Regions from separate parts of the Homo sapiens genome. Here region 2 is linked to region 1. A link is an interaction called in ENCODE POLR2A ChIA-PET data of the cell type or tissue named here. Cell type or tissue: PC-9. All regions are shown on one strand.

Region 1 (8,000 bases):
ACAACTAGCGGAGCGTAAACTCACGCTCAGATTCTGTCCAGCTCCAGAGCCTAGGCCAGCTACAACATAGTGGGATATGCAGAGTCCAAGCTAAATTGATCGGTGCAGGGCATGCTTTAGACTGGAGCAGAAAACAAAAGATGGCCTGAGCTAGAAGGACCCTGGAGACCACCTGACTCACACTCCTCACCATGCCCACGAGGGAGCTGAAGCCCAGAAGATGAAGTGGCAAAGAGGACAAGTCACAGATGGACGAGCCTCCTGGCCAGTGACCTGGCCCTCATGCCCTCAGCCTCTACTGATTAAGGCAGAAGAGTACCTAATATCATAACAACACCTGGCTCTTGGGCCAGTCCATTTATTTTCTGAAAATTAAGTTTGCCATTTTGCCTATGCTTCCCACCCTAGTGTGCCTGAAAAAACAAATAATGATGGCTCCAGTTGCCTTTGGTTATCTTAGGGATGCTCTAACAGCTCATGGGGACCGAGAAGATGCTGGGCACAGAAGGACACATCCACCTCCGTGGGGCAGAAGCGCCCTGTGACCCACTCTGAAGGGCATGCCTCTGTGTGACATCCTCACTCCCATACACACAGGCCCCAGGCGCAGGGCACACACACATGCTCCCTGGGGGAAAACATGGGTGTCTCCACCCTACACCACAGCCCCGCCACAAACAGGATGTGGAGACAGGATGCATTCATGTCAGCACCAGGGGACGTGGCTTGACCTGGATTTCCTAGCAAACTCACAGACCTCATCAGCCCTTTTCACTGAATCTGGTCTACTTCCAAAGGCGGACTGATAATTCCACAGCATGATTTTCTAAATCACAATATTACGTATGAGTTTCTTGGTATTGTACCTTCATCTGAAGGTATTATGTCGTCTGTTGTTTCTTTCTTCCTTTCTTTCTTTTAAGAGACTGGGTCTTGCTGTGTTGCCCAGGCTAGTCCCAAACTCCTGAGCTCAAGCAATCTTCCTGCCTCAGCCTCCCGAGTAGCTAGGACTACAGGCGCATCTCACCGTGCTCAGCAGTTGTTTCTATTTTAGAAGAGGAAAATCTAGGGAGACTTGAACCAGACTATGAAATAGAATCCGGTAAGAAAAGGGGGGCAACCCTTAGAAAAAGATTTGGCAATTTATGGAAGCTACTATGTCAAATGTTTATTTAGAGGTGTCTTTATAATGTTGATATTTACAAGCCGAAAGCACTTTTTATTCACACCGTCAGTCTGGGGAGACACTGACACATGTTGGGTCACGAGTAAGCCCAAGGTAGCTTCTCTGAAATTCCAGTCCTGGGAACAATCCATTTGTAGCCCTATTTCAAATAACTAGGGGCATTCAGTGAATTCAATGCAAGTACTAAATGAGCACTTGCTCTGTGCAAACCATTATTCTGGACACTGAAGAAAATCAGAAGAGTGAGCTCTCAGCCTCAGGGCTCATGACTATGTTGGTTCTTCTGGGATTAGGGAAGTATACAAGTGGCTCAAGCCACAGGCAAAGGCATGAATGTGGGCCAGACAAGATAGATAACAGACAAGATTATCAAGCACTTACTATGCTCTTGATGGCTAAGTGAGGTAAGCACTATAATGATCATCTTCATTTGATAATTGTGGAAACTACAGATAGAAAGGTCAAGTGGCTTGCCCAAGAGTTACAGAGCTGGTAAGGAAGACAACCTGGATTTGAACCCAGAGAGTCTGGTATCAGGTAGGGCATCTTAATTCCAAGGCTATAATGACACTCAGAATGGATTGAGATGTTTGCCTCTAGCTCTGGAAATTTAGGCAAGCTAATGAGTCTCAAATATAATATATACCTCAATGAGTTTATACAAAAAAAAAAAAAAGATAACATATAATAAGAGATTCACACAGTACCCAGTACATAGACATCACCCGAGAAGCCACGTTATGATGATGTTAACAACAATGATGATATGATACGTGTTAAAGTACATTAAGAGACATCAGATCCATGGAAAATGCTACTAGAGTCCAAGGAGAGGAGAGGATACAGACAGTTAAGAGACTGAGAAAGTACTCAGTGAGAAGCAGTCCTTCAAATAGGACTTGAAGGAAGGAAATGCTTCCAATGCATGAAATTCAGACAGCCAAGGGGGCATTTGGGTAATCGTAATATCCAGTTGGGCTGGAATTGGGGTTATATGGAGGTATGAGGTTATTGCTGGGGAGACTGAGCAATAAAGAAGGGCTAGGGATATATGTAGGGGCCACTGATTACCAAGGTGAAAACCTAGACAGGTCCTAATTTATAGATGTCACTGGGGAGAGCTGAGCATCCCCTCAATGAGATGTGGCCTGAGTGTATTTTCGGGAGATAAATCCAAAAGCAATTTCTTGAATGCTCTTTAGTTCACGGAAAGAGCATTAAGGGTCTCACTTGGAACAATAAAGATTAAAAATAAACAGAGAGTGCTATAGTTTGGGTATGGTCTTTCTGTCCCCACTGAAACTCATGATGAAATTTGATTTCCAGTGTGGTGATGTTGGGAGGTGGGGCCTAGCAGGAGGTGTTGGGTCACGGGAGCAGATCCCTCACGAATGGTTTGCTGCCATGCTTGTGGTAGTGAGTGAGTTCTCCCTCTTGAGGGCCTGGATTAATTTCCATGGAAATGGATCAGTTCCTGAGAGAGTGGGCTGTTATAAAGTGAGGTTACTCTCTTGTTTGGTCCTGGCTCTTCACACATATTCACTTCCTCTTTGGCCTTTTTCACCATGTTATCACCCCACAGGACGGCCCTCCCCGGAAGCCAGGGCCATGCTCTTGAACTTCCCAGGCTGCAGAACCCTGAGCTAAATAAACATTTTTCTTTAGAAATTAGCCAGTCTCCGACTGGGCGCAGTGGCTCACACCTGTAATCCCAGCACTTTGGGAGGCCAAGGCGGGTGGATCACCTGAGGTCGGGAGTTCGAGACCAGGCTGACCAACATGGAGAAACCCTGTCTCTGCTAAAAATACAAAATTAGCCGGGCATGGTGGTGCATGCCTGTAATCCCAGCTACTCGGGAGGCTGAGGCAGGAGAATCACTTAAACCCAATGGGTGGAGGTTGCAGTGAGCCGAGATTGCACCATTGCACTCCAGCCTGGGCAACAAGAGCGAAACTACGTCTCAGAAAAAAAAAAAAAGAAAGAAATTAGCCAGTCTCAGCCAGGTACGGTGACTCACACCTGTAATCCTAGCACTTCGGGGGGCTGAGGCAGGTGGATCACTTGAGATCAGGAGTTCATAACAAGCCTGGCCAATATGGTGAAACCCTGTCTCTACTAAAAATACAAAAATTAGTTGGGCGTGGTGGCACATGCCTGTAGTCCCAGCTACTCGAGAGGCTGAGGCAGGAGAATCACTTGAACCCAGAAGGCAGAGGTTGCAGTGAGCCGAGATTTGCACCACTGCACTCCAGCCTGGGTGAGACTCTGTCTCCAAAAAAAAAAAAAAAGAAATGAAATGAAATTAGCCAGTCTCGGGTATTCTATCACAGCAACACAAAATGGACTAAAACAGAGGGAAACAAAGGAAAGACTATAGAAGTTGAAAAACAGGATTTGGCAACTGACAATCAAGGGTCAAGGAAAAAAAGCAGGACAGCATGATGAAAAAGTCTGGGTGAAGGGCAGAAAAGTTTCTCAAGGATAGAGAGAGGGAAGTGTGGACAAAGAGCAGGTAGTTAGAGAAGGGTCAAGAGGAAGTGGTGAATTATGTTATATGAATGGGCAGTTTGGGTGGCTGAGATATTAGTGAGCAGGCATTTTTCAGCAAGAGGCTGTAATAGGCAGGCCACCAGATTGCAAAGGTCAGAGCGAGAGAGTTAAATCTACAATGAGTACCTAAAGAGCTCAAAGCCATGGGCGCAGGTAAGAGCCTTGGGAGAGCTCACAGGCTGGGTAAAAAGCCTGGGGTGCACTCACAGGAAGGGGTGGGCAGAGCTGCACAGAGTGCACATAAAGGAGAAGAAACTCGAAACTTGGTGGCAAAGTCGCAGCCACCAAGGGAGATGAGAGAAGTGTGACCCGGGGAAAAGTCAGCAGGACCCAATGCAACAGGGACTCACGTGGGGAGAGGCCTCTGGTTAGGTTCCTATGAAGCCACTGACCTCTGAAATAACATTTCATCAGGGAATGAAGACAGGAGCCAGGCTTCATGGCAAAAGTTTAGCAACTAGGGAAAGAGAGAAAAAGAAACATAGTCTGGAAGAACGGCAAGAAGATTTTTCTAGAGTAAAGAAGACCTAAGCATGTTTGTGCATGCTCACTCACTCAATCGATTTATTCAACATTATGGAATATCTTCTGTGTGCCAGGAGAGAAGCAAAAGATCTAGGGCTCAAGGAGTTCAGGGTGGAAGGTGACAACGCACGCACGCACGCACACACACACATACACACACACACACACACACACACTCTCTCCACTGCAATAGAAGCAGGAGAGTCCAGGGGGTGTAGAGGCCAAGTACCAGGCCACTTCACCTCAAGTCTGTGGATTACGGGAGAATTCTGGGAGGGGCCAACCCCAGAGCTGAGGTTTTAAGATTGAATGGAGCTTGCCCAGGGAAAGGTCGGGGAGTGGGCAGCGGGGGGTAATGGTGAGAGTGGGAGACAGAGTATCCCGCTGAAGGAGCAGCATTTCCAAGGCTCAGCACGCCCTGGGAGAATAGGGCCTGTCTGAGAAACTGCAGCGGCTTTTGCTCTGCCTAGGGAGCACATAGCAAGGGCTAAGGTGGCCAGGTAGGTGGATGGCAGACCACAGAGGAAGAGGAGGACGAGGAGGAGGAGGAGGAAGAGGAGGAGGAGGATGAGGAGGAGGAGAAGGAGGAAGAGGAGAAGAGGAAGAAGAAGAGGAGGAAGAACAAGAGGAAGAAGAGGAGGAAAAGGAGGAGGAGGAGGAGAAGGAAGGGGAGGAGGATGACGACAAGATCAGATCAGTGGTGCAAGCAATCAAGAGAGCAGCAGATGATCCAAAGCAGGGAGTTGGAGGGACTGCAACAGGCATGTGTGTGCTGGGACTTCTTCCCTGCAGTCAGAGGAAAGAGGGTGAAGACAAAGATCTTTGAGAGGGAGAAAAGGAAAGCTGACATTATCAAAAGAGTAATCAGCTTGCCAGATAAAACATACCTGAGAGCGAAGCATTGTCCAAGGAGAGTAAGTGTCCGCAGAGAACATTTATAAACTATATTCGATCCTCTTTATTTCACCACAGAACACTGCTCTATTGGCCTTCTCTACTTTTATTTACCTTCCTTTTCCATCGTGCTATATATTTTTGGACTTTTTCACCATAAAATAGTTCAAGTGTAGCCACAGATAATGAAAAAAAGTGAAACTAAATCAGTGAATGTTCAACTCCAGTGAAAGACTTAGTAGAAAAGAAGTTATAAATATTGGCTTAGGTGAAGTTTTGAGATTTATTTTGGACCTTCCTGCCTCTACAGATAAATAACTGGGACCTAGCTTATATCTGGATGAGGGTAGAATTTGCTCCTATTTTCAAGGGAGCCCTGAAGTGTAGGTTTTACCTGCTGCTGTTTATTTGATGCTAACGAACACGATTTGCCACTAGCCTCTGTATTTGCATAAGCAATGCATTCTAAGGACTTTGGAATTACAGCTCTGTGGTTAGGGTTATGGGTTCTTAACTGGGATCAAATCTGTGTACTGCTTCTTAGTAAGTGTGTGGCCCTGGGCAACTTACCTCTGTCCTTTAGTTTTGCATTTGTAGATGGGAATCATACCATTTGTCATCTCGTAGGATTTTTGTATTAAGTGAGTCAATGTTAAGTGCTTAGCTCAGTTCCTGGCACATAATAAGAACTCAATAAGCATCACCTATTATTACCTGTCTATGCCTTTTCAATTTTTAGTCTATATAAACCACCCCATGAAGATTTCCTCCATAAACATATTACAAAATAGCCAGGTGGCCCTCCCTACAGTTGGCTTCCTTGAATGTAATGACACTAAAGAATCTTGACACACAGCTTGTCAGACATCTAGGTAATTTTCAGATTCCTTTGTTTACATGCATACAAATAAAAGTTAAACTTTTCATAGAAAATACTGCTAGTCTCCTACGCAATGTCTATTCACCCTCTTTCCTTAAGAAAAGAACCCTGGCCAGGCACGGTGGCTCACGCCTGTCATCCCAGCACTTTAGGAGGCCAAGGCGGGCGGATCATGAGGTCAGGAGATCAAGACCATCCTGGCTAACACGGTGAAACCCCGTCTCTACTAAAAATACAAAAAATTAGCTGGGCATGATGGCGGGCACCTGTAGTCCCAGCTACTGGGGAGGCTGAGGCAGGAGAATGGCGTGGACCTGGGAGGCGGAGCTTGCAGTGAGCCAAGATCGCGCCACTGCACTCCAGCCTGGGCGACAGAGTGAGGCTCCGTCTCAAAAAAAAAAAAAAAAAAAAAAAAAAAAAAAAAAAAAAGAACCCTATGTTGTTCAGGATAGCAATGTGCTCCGTTAAAAATGCTCACTTCTCTAAACTCCCTTATAGCTATGGTGGTCAAGTGACCCAATTCTGGGTCCCCTTTCTTTGCTTTATTTTTCTCCATACCATGACTTTAAATATGTAATTTTTGTTCTAGTATATGCCCCTGCCTTCAAACGTAAGCTCGTGACAGTTCTGTCCATCACTATATCCTGGGCCCCCTGAAGGGAGCCTTCTACAACCGGTAGTTGGTCAGCAAACAGCTGCTGCACGAGGAAATGAGTGGCACACACTGGAATGTGGTGGACAGGGTTTCTAGGAAAGCTCTGCAAAGCACAAGGTTTAGCCTTGGGACCTACTGCCTTCTTCCCTCTCTTCGCCCTGCTTTTTCTTCCCACCTAGAAGATGCAGCAGCCACTTTGAGGCTATGACGGGAAAGAAAAAGAAAGAAGAAAAAAGAAAGCAGTCCAGCCATCTGGGTTTCTGAAGGCCGACTTGAGTCATGGAGCCAGCCCTGGACCCATTCATGGAACTCAGATGTGTCTAAGGAATCACTATTTGTCAGGTTTTCTGCGACTCGTAGCTAAACTCATTTGTTGTAGTTATAAAGCTATTTCCCAGCCCTCTCAAGAAAAGCCTTACCCTCTAAATATTCTTAAAAGTGTCTGGTAATAGAAAATTAGTTAATTTCACCTGTTCAGCCAGTTGACACAAATCCGAGATTGAGCAATAAAGCAGGTATGTCAGAGGCATTTGAACCAGAGCGTCTCCACCTTGAACTGGGGCTGGGTAAAATAAGGCTGAGACCTGCTGGGCTGCATTCCCAGAAGGCTAGGCATTCTTAGTGACAGGATGAGACAGGAGGTTGGCAGGACTGGTGTCACAAGATACAGGTCAAAGATCCTGCCGATAAAACAGGATGCAGTAAAGAAGATTGCCAAAACCCACCAAATCCAAGATGGCGATGAAAGTGACCTCTGGTCATCCTCACTGCTCATTATATGTGAATTATAATGCAATAGCACACCAAAAGACACTCCTAGCAGCACCATGACAGTTTACAGGTGCCGTGGCAACATCTGGAAGTTACCCTATGTGGTCTAAAAAGGGAGGGATGCTCAGTTCTGGGAACTGCCTGCCCTTTCCCCAGAAAACTCATAAATAATTCACCCCTTGTTTAGCATATAATCAAAAATCAACTGTAAGTCTATTCAGTCGAGCAGCCCATGCCACTGCTCTGCCTATGGAGTAGCTATTCTTTGGTTTCTTTACTTCTCTGATAAACTTGCTTTCAGTTTACTCTATGGACTTGCCCTGAATTCTTTCTTGCATGAGGTCCAAGAACCCTCTCTTGGGGTCTAGATCAGGACCCCCTTCCAGTAACAGATAGTCTCATCAATAAGCGATGTAGATAGATATAAAGAGAAGAGGCTCAAATGAAATCTCCCTTGGCCTTCTTTATTAAACTTCCAGTGAAAGCATATGGAGAGACCAGATAGTGTAAGAAAATAAGGATGAATGGGGACCCCACC
Region 2 (8,000 bases), 340 kb after region 1:
GGAAGGACAATGACCCAACTATTTTCCAGATTTCTTTTGATGGCTCAAAAAAATCTTTATACTTTTTTTAAAAATGATTTTTAAAGATCTAGTGCTATAGTTTGGTTTATTTGTCGTCTCCAAATCTTATGTTGAAATTTTATCCAAAGTGTTGGATGTGGGGTCTAATGGGAGGTATTTGGGCAGTGGGGGTGGATCCCTAATGAATAGATTAATCTCCTTCCTCGGTGGTGGCAGGAGAAATGTTCTCACTCTATCAGAGAGAACTGGTTGTTAACAAGAGCCTGGCCCCTCACTGCCTCCTTGCTTCCTCTCTCACCATGCAATCTCTGCACATGCTAGCTCTCTTTCCCCTGTTGCAGTGAGTGGAAGCAGCTTGAGGCCTTCACCAGATGCACATGCTGGCACCAAACTTCTTGTACAGCCTGCAGAGCTGTGAGCCAACTCTTTTTTAATTATAAATTACCCATCTTCAGATATTCCTTTATAGCAACACAAATAGACTGAGACACTTAGTCTACTTTAAGTTGGATTTGGGGATCTGTAAGCACTTGATTGATAATATATATTGCTATCCTTGATTTTTCCTGTATTTCTTTAAAACATCAGCGTTTTTGACTATTTAAAAAAAAAAAAGAAAGAAAAAGAACCATATTAGCCATGTTTAGCCAGAAAACTTGGGGAATCATTTTACGCTCTATACCTGTTTCAGAAATAAAAATTTTTCTTGAAAGAAAAGTTTTAGAAAACGCATTTGACCACAGAAACTTTGTGTGTGTGTGGCAGTTGTTTTAATAACAACTATTCACATGCTCTAGAACACCGAGCATACTGTCTTGCATTCCATGGTGCTTGTGATGGTTAATTTTATCTGCCAGCTTGACTGGGCCAACGGATGACCAAGTAGCATTATTTCTGGGTGTGTCTGTGAAGGCAGTTCTGGAAGATCAGCATTTGAATTGATAGGCTGAGTAAAGAATAGTGCCCTCATCAGTGTGGGTGGGCCTCCTCTAATCCATTAAGGTCCCAGTGGAACAAAATGTTGAAAGAAGGATGAATTTGCTCTTTCTGTTTGAGCTGGGACATCCATCTTCTCTTGCCCTCTGGCATCAGCACTCGTGGTTCTCAGGCCTTCAGACTTGGACTTAATCACACACCACTGATTTTCCTGGTTCTCTAGCTTGCAGACAGCAGATTGTGGCACTTCTTGGCCCACATAGCTGTGTGAGCCAATTCCCATAATAAATCTCCTCTTAAATGTATGTACCTCCTATTGGTTCTGTTTCTCTGGAGAATCCTAATACTATGCTCAATAGTTGCCTAATAATTTGAATTGGTACACATTGGCTGTATGAATTCCTTTAAAATACTTCTATACATGTACTTTACCCAGATTTTTCCATGGTCTCTCAATGATTTGCCCCCAAAGACTACTTCTAAAGGGATTAATTTTCAATAAGTCTTTGAACTCTTGCCATTCAGGGAAGAATACATTGTTGTTATTTTTAGTCAATGATGACCCTTTTATACAAGATCTCTAGCTCAGTAAAAACTTTTAGTGGGAGTATGATTTGAAAGAGCAGAGAAAGTCAATATTCCACTTGAGCTTCTAGAAAATATTTCTAGTTTAGACTCCGTTGGGACCTAAACTGGACAGAGGAGGCACATGTAGATTGGCATGATTCTGTTTCTTGAATAGGTGGCAGCCACACAAGTGTTTGCATTAAAATTATTCTTACAATTTGGCAAATATATTTTACACTTTTTTATGTGCATCTTTTTTGATTTTTGATTTTTAAAAAGAAAAGAAAATATCACCTAACTATAAGCCTAATGATACCCCTGCTTACCCACCAAAAGGTGAGAATGAGACCGTCACCTGCGTGGCTCTTCTCGAAGTCAGCTCCACCATCCTGGCCTTCTCTAGCAGACACTGGAGCAAAAGGGCAGAATTGGGAAGCTGTGTCCTTTTTCCAGCTGCTAAATTCATTCTTCAGAATATGATATCTGAAGTGATGGTGAATTTCTGTCACATTCGGATTCAAATGTAAGCATTAAAATATATTTCTGGCCAGGCACAGTGGCTCACGCCTGCAATCCCAGCACTCTGGGAGGCCGAGGTGGCAGATTACTTGAGGCCAGGGGTTCAAGACCAGCTTGGCCAACATGGTGAAATCCCCATCTCTACAATAAAGACCAAAATTAGCTGGGTGTGATGGTGCATCCCTGTAGTCCCAGCTAATCTGGAGGCTGGGGCAGGAGAATAGCTTAAACCTGGGAGGCAGTGGTTGCAGTAAGCTGAGATCGTGCCACTGCACTACAGCCTTAGCAACAGAGCAAGACTCTGTCTCAAAAATAAATAAATAAAATAAAATAAATTTCTAAAGCCACCTCACAGGAATTTGGAAATTCACTTACATTATCCAGACCTCTGTTCCCTGCTCTGGAAAAGGCTGACAATGTACTCTCATATTTACTCCCTATGGGATTCTATATTTCAGTTTGTATTTATTAGAGATCATAAGGTTATTAACCATTCTCTTTGTCAGGAAAGCATTTATTAGTATTATTGTTCAAGTACTCCAAGGTACACTGTTGTCAAAACCTGATCTATATCTGTTTTGTTTTTGAAATGGAGTATCGCTCTGTTGCCAGGCTTGAGTGCAGTGGCACCATCTCGGCTCACTGCAACCTCTGACTCCCTGGTTCAAGCAATTCTCCTGCCTCAGCCTCCCGAGTAGCTGGGACTACAGGCATGCGCCATCACGTCCAGCTTATTTTTGTATTTTTAGCAGAGACAGGGTTTCACCATGTTGACTAGGATGGTCTCCATCCCTTGACCTCGTAGTCCGCCCACCTCACCTCCTATAGTGCTGGGATTACAGATGTGAGCCACTGCGCCTGGCCTATATCAGTTTTAAGAAATAAAAGACATTATAGCTTTTAGTCTTTGTATTTTAGCCTTCCTGAAGCGAATTCTCCTTTTTTTTATCCACAGGTAGTTAAAACAATAACCTTCTTCAACATTTTAACAAGCTGATGGTAAAAAATGACTGAATATTTCCAAGTTCATTTCTCAGCCCACAGGCTCTGGAATATGAATTAGGTGCACTGATAAAAATGTTGAATCTTTAATATTTCACACCAAAAGAAATGCCTCCAGGTAGTTTTTAGCATACTGCTGTAATCTTGGGTAATGAATTAATCATACCCATCCTTAACATAGAATGTTAAGGTGGAATCCACACAGAAGAGTATGGATCGGATAAGCAAGCACTTTTGCTCCTGAAAACTATTTCAACCACTACATTAGAGTTCATAGAATTGACTAATCTCCACAGACTAGGATCTAAAATTAATATAGGCCCCAAAGCCCCAGTCTCAGAACAGTGCCAGGTGAAAATCCCAAATCAGACTGCCAGAAGTGCTTCCAAGTAGAAGAAGGGCACCCAGGGAACCAGTCATATTAATTCAGTAAATAGGAATTTATGCCACTTACCTTTGTCCTGAGGCCTTTCTGATTAGCAACCCATTTACAGCTAAATCGGGAGGGATTACTTTGTGGAAGCCTGGCCCCCTTAACTAGGGAGGGGCTGTTTGTATGTCTACTAACATTTCTGCCTATCTAGGTGGCACATAATTAATATTGAGGTTCATTAGACATTTAAATGCCAATAGTGGTCATAACAAAGGAAAACAGCCAGGCGCTGTGGCTCATGCCTGTAATCCCAGCACTTTGGGAGGGTGAGGCAGGAAGATTGCTTGAGCCCAGTAGTTCAAGACCAGCCTGAGCAATGCAGCGAGACCCAGTCTCTATAGAACATTTTTAAAAATTTTAGCTGGGCTTGGTGGTGTGTGCCTGTCGTCCTAGCTACACAGGACGATCCCTTGGGCCCAGGAGGTTGAGGCTGCAGTGAACCATGATTGCGCCACTGCACTCCAGCCTTGGGTGACAGAGAAATACCCGGTCTCAAAAAAAAAAAAAAAGAAGCACAGGCTGACTCACCAGTCACTCTGTCACTCTGTCATACTGTGGGGGAGGCTTTGGCTTATGTGTAATTTTGATTATATGGAATTATTTTATTCATTGAATATGAAAGCTGGTTTTATGTTTCATTATCCACACCTCCAGTGAACTCCTCCACTCTCTGTTATTTATGGCTCTAGTCATTTCTTACAAGTAATATTTTGGAGCCTAGGGTGAGTAGTATGAAACTCATGAATAAAGCTTGGTTACATATGTGTGGTTGGACCTGGGAAAAATGGCCCTAGGCTGGCAGGCTCCTTGCTTGTAACCCTGGGCTGCTGAGGGGCAGGGCAGAGGTGCCCATACCAACTCACTGAGTCAGTAGGGAGGAATCTTCAGAGGTGGGAGAACACTTACAAATGTGTATTAATATTGTCCTGTATCAACACATCACATATTATTTGTAGATGACCATTGCTTCCCTCCCTCCCTCCCTCCCTTCTTTCCTTCCTTCCATAAATATGTGTTCAGGTTCTATTGCATCTAAGGTACCATTCTGGTAATGCAGATTAGACAAAAGTGTATGATGTAGATTCTGTCCTTCAGTTTGAGCATGGAAAGTGGAGTCAGAGAGGAGAGGGAGCGATGGAGAGAATCCATGCCACGGTCAAAAGCCGATCATGAACTTCACCTACATTATTAACAGTTTTATTAATTCTGTAAGATCAGTTTATCCCATACTCATTCTACAGGTTTCCTACTTCTAAATACCAGCTTTGTTTAGAAAGTATCATTCTTTTTAGAAATTTTACAAACAAGATACAGAATATAAATATAGAATGAGGAATTGGCATGTATACATAACTGTCATACAAGGTCAAGTGAGATAAGTTCTGTCAGAAAAGTACGAAGTGTTATGAGAATTTAGATAAATAGAGATTGCTTTGATTTGGGAGGAGCAAAAAGTGAAAGTGCTAGAAAGAAGCTACCTTTTAAACTGGCCACAAAGAACATGCAGGATTTCAATGGACAAAAGAATTCAAGAGTTCAAATGCCATCAACAAGAATGGGGCAGGGGAGACAGGGACAGGTTGAAGTTTGGCAGCAAAAAGCCTGTATTAAAGATGATCATTTTGGTGTATACATGCTAAGTTACAGGACTCGGGCAAGATCCTAGTGGAAAAGTCCAACAGGTAGATTAAAACACAGCCTCCAGCCTTTTGAATCCTTTTCAGTCCCTACATATTGAAGATAGCTGACATAGAATGTGCATAATTTTAAAGGAAAGAGGGCTGAGAAGAAAAGGGAAAATGATAGAGACATATGGAATGTTCACATTTAGGAGCAGAAAGAAAGGAGAAAAAATAAAATCTTAGAAAATTGTAGCATGTGCATGCCAAGGAAGTGAACATATTAAAGGTTGTGAGGACACTGACTTATGTTTAAAAATTAAAACTGCTTTGACTTTTAACTTACAACATGTGCTCAAATACATCCCATACGGACCAAAGACTTTTAAAGAGAAACAGAAATTTTAAAAACTAAAAGAAGCTACAGATAAATATTTATCTGATGTCAGAATGGGAAAAAACTTTCTAAGAGTAAAAGCAAAGTGTACTAGTCAGGGTTCTCCAGAGAAACAGAGCAAATAAGAGATACATATGCACACAGATATACATGTATCCTGAGACTTTCATACCTGCATAATCTCACAGCAATTTCTTATAATAAATCTATATATATTTATATAGATACATATATAAACATATATATACACATTATGTATACATACATACACATATATATTTATATATGTACACACATATAATGAAGTTTATTATAAATAATTGACTTATGAGATTATGGAGGCATGCAAGTCTCAAGATCTGTACGGTGAGCTGGCAAGCTGGAGACCCAGGAGAGTTGATGGGGCAGTTCCAGTCTGAGTTCAAAGGCTTGAGAACTAGAATGGATGATGTAGTCCCTGTCTCAAGACCCATGAAGAGCTGATGTTTCAGTCTGAGTCAGAAGGCAGTCAGGCAGGAAGAATCCTCTTTTACCTGGGGAAGGGTCTGTCTTTTCGTTCTATTGAGGTCTTCAATTGTTTGGGTGAGGCCCACCCACATTAGAGTAGGCGATCTGCTTTACTAAGTCTACTGGTTTAAATGTTAATCTCATCTGGAAAAAAAATCCTCAAATGAAACACCCTGAATAATGTCTGACCAAATATCTGGGTACCCCATAGCTCAGTCAAGTTGACACATGAAATTAATCGTCACACAATGTGAGATATGGCTACATAAAAGTTGAAAAATCTATATAACCAGGAAAATATTTTGTAAAGATTAAATAGGTGCATCCTGATACCCTCCCCCCCGCCCCGCCCCACCTTATTTGTGTCCTATTTTTAGCCTCACCCCTCTGAGCCCAAGCTGCAAGAATGACTTCCCAGAGCAGGGGGGGATGTTCATTTGCTGTCTTGAGCAGTGCTGGAAAGTCAGGAGAAAGAGGATTGCTAAATGCTGAAATCTGTTCAGTCACAGTTGAACTTATCAGAGGATGGGCATGGCCCATCAGATCCTTTGCTTCTCCCAGGGTGTGAAGAACATGTACTTCTGCCCATGGGGCCAGGAGGCCTATTGTTCTATGCTAGAAAGATGATCCAACATAGGGGAAGTTAAAAATAAACAGCCAGAGGGATTGTATGAGGAAAAGGGAAACAAGGAGTAGGAGAAGAGAAATGGTTAGAAGTGGGTGTCCTGCTTTGGCCAATGATATGAGGAATTCAGAGGGTGGAGAGATCTCTGTCTCAACTTCCAGTTAGTGCTTCAGAAAGAGATGGCCCCTTGGCTGCTCCTTTACCTACTCAGGTGCAGCCGCTTCAAGGTACGGCTTCGTGGTACGGCCTCATGATATGCTAAGTGGTAGGGCTGCTTAGGCACATGGAGGCCTGGACGTGTAGCTTTTCTGGGCACCTTTTGGTTCCCATATGATGTGTTGGGGACCTGCCCACTAGAGGGTCTTGGACCTGAGTTAAGAGCCCGCCGGCCCGGCACAGGCTTACCATGGTGAGGTGAGGAGACCTCTCCACAGGGAATGGGGGTGGACAGCTTCATCCCCGGAAGAATGAGGCAGAGAGGCAGAGGGTGCTATAGCAGCCACTCAAGAAGAATCCAGTCAGCTGGGAAAGTAGGGGGAGGGAGAGAAATGGAGGGAGATGAGGAGAGAGAGAGAGAGAGAGGAAAGTAGGGAGAGAGAGAGGAAGGAAGGGAGGGAGAGATGTTAGGTGGAAAGGCTGGCAGCACGCCCAATGATCATGTGAATCCAAGTTGCTCTTCACTGCTCTCAGAGGTTACCTGAGTCCCTTCCACTTAAGACACTTAACTCCACCTTGGAACAGAGCCAGGAAGGAGTTGGGAACAAGAGAGACTAAGCAATTACCTCAAAAAAACCAAACATTACTACAAAGGGCTATTTACGGGATAAGTTCAGACTAAATTAAAAAATAAAAAAGGCCTAACATTCATTTCTGCCTCTCTACCAAGTGACTGTGAGCTTATAAGGAAGACCAGCATAATTACAGGTAAAATAAACATACCATGTATCTGCACGTTGAAAGATCCGTATTGCCTGAATTTGTAAACCTGGTATGTTTCCATATGTCAAAAACAACATTAATAAAAAAGTCCGATAACAAATAAAGGAATAATGCCAGAGATAAAAGGTTAATTGCTTTTACTTACACAGAACTCTTTCAAATAAATAAGAAAAATGCTAAGACCTCAGAAGAGGAATGGACGAAAACTAAAACAAAATATCCTGTTAATTTATAAACTAAGATATAAGAGTAGCTAATAAGCATATAAATACTTAACAAGTTAATCAAGAAATAAAAGATAAAATAATAATTAGTACCATTTTCACTTATCAGAAGAGAAAATATTGACAACTTATCAATATATATCAAGGACATTCAAAATGTCTATATCTTTTGATATATTAATTCTACTTCTAGGAAATTTTCCTACAGAAA

Evidence for each region. Peaks named below come from ENCODE experiments on the same cell type or tissue, not always from the same donor. Only the 100,000 strongest peaks of a DNase experiment are listed, where the experiment ranks them.
Region 2: POLR2A ChIA-PET joins it to region 1 with 15 read pairs; 1 of 35 experiments calls an interaction of 5 or more read pairs at or near these places.

The regions. Positions count from the first base shown.
Region 1 is chr6:148,444,554-148,452,553 of GRCh38, reverse strand. All of the region lies in intron 4 of SASH1 (SAM and SH3 domain containing 1), which reads right to left. Among named protein-coding and RNA genes, the nearest start is that of SASH1, 110 kb to the right of the region's middle. RefSeq lists enhancers at 1-18, 6,356-6,856. In PC-9, no CTCF peak of the experiment used is centred here; DNase peaks (open chromatin) are centred at 6,753 and 7,283; H3K4me3 peaks cover 599 bases; H3K27ac peaks cover 2,597 bases.
Region 2 is chr6:148,109,202-148,117,201 of GRCh38, reverse strand. No RefSeq gene overlaps it. Among named protein-coding and RNA genes, the nearest start is that of SASH1, 230 kb to the left of the region's middle. In PC-9, no CTCF peak of the experiment used is centred here; no DNase peak of the experiment used is centred here; H3K27ac peaks cover 451 bases.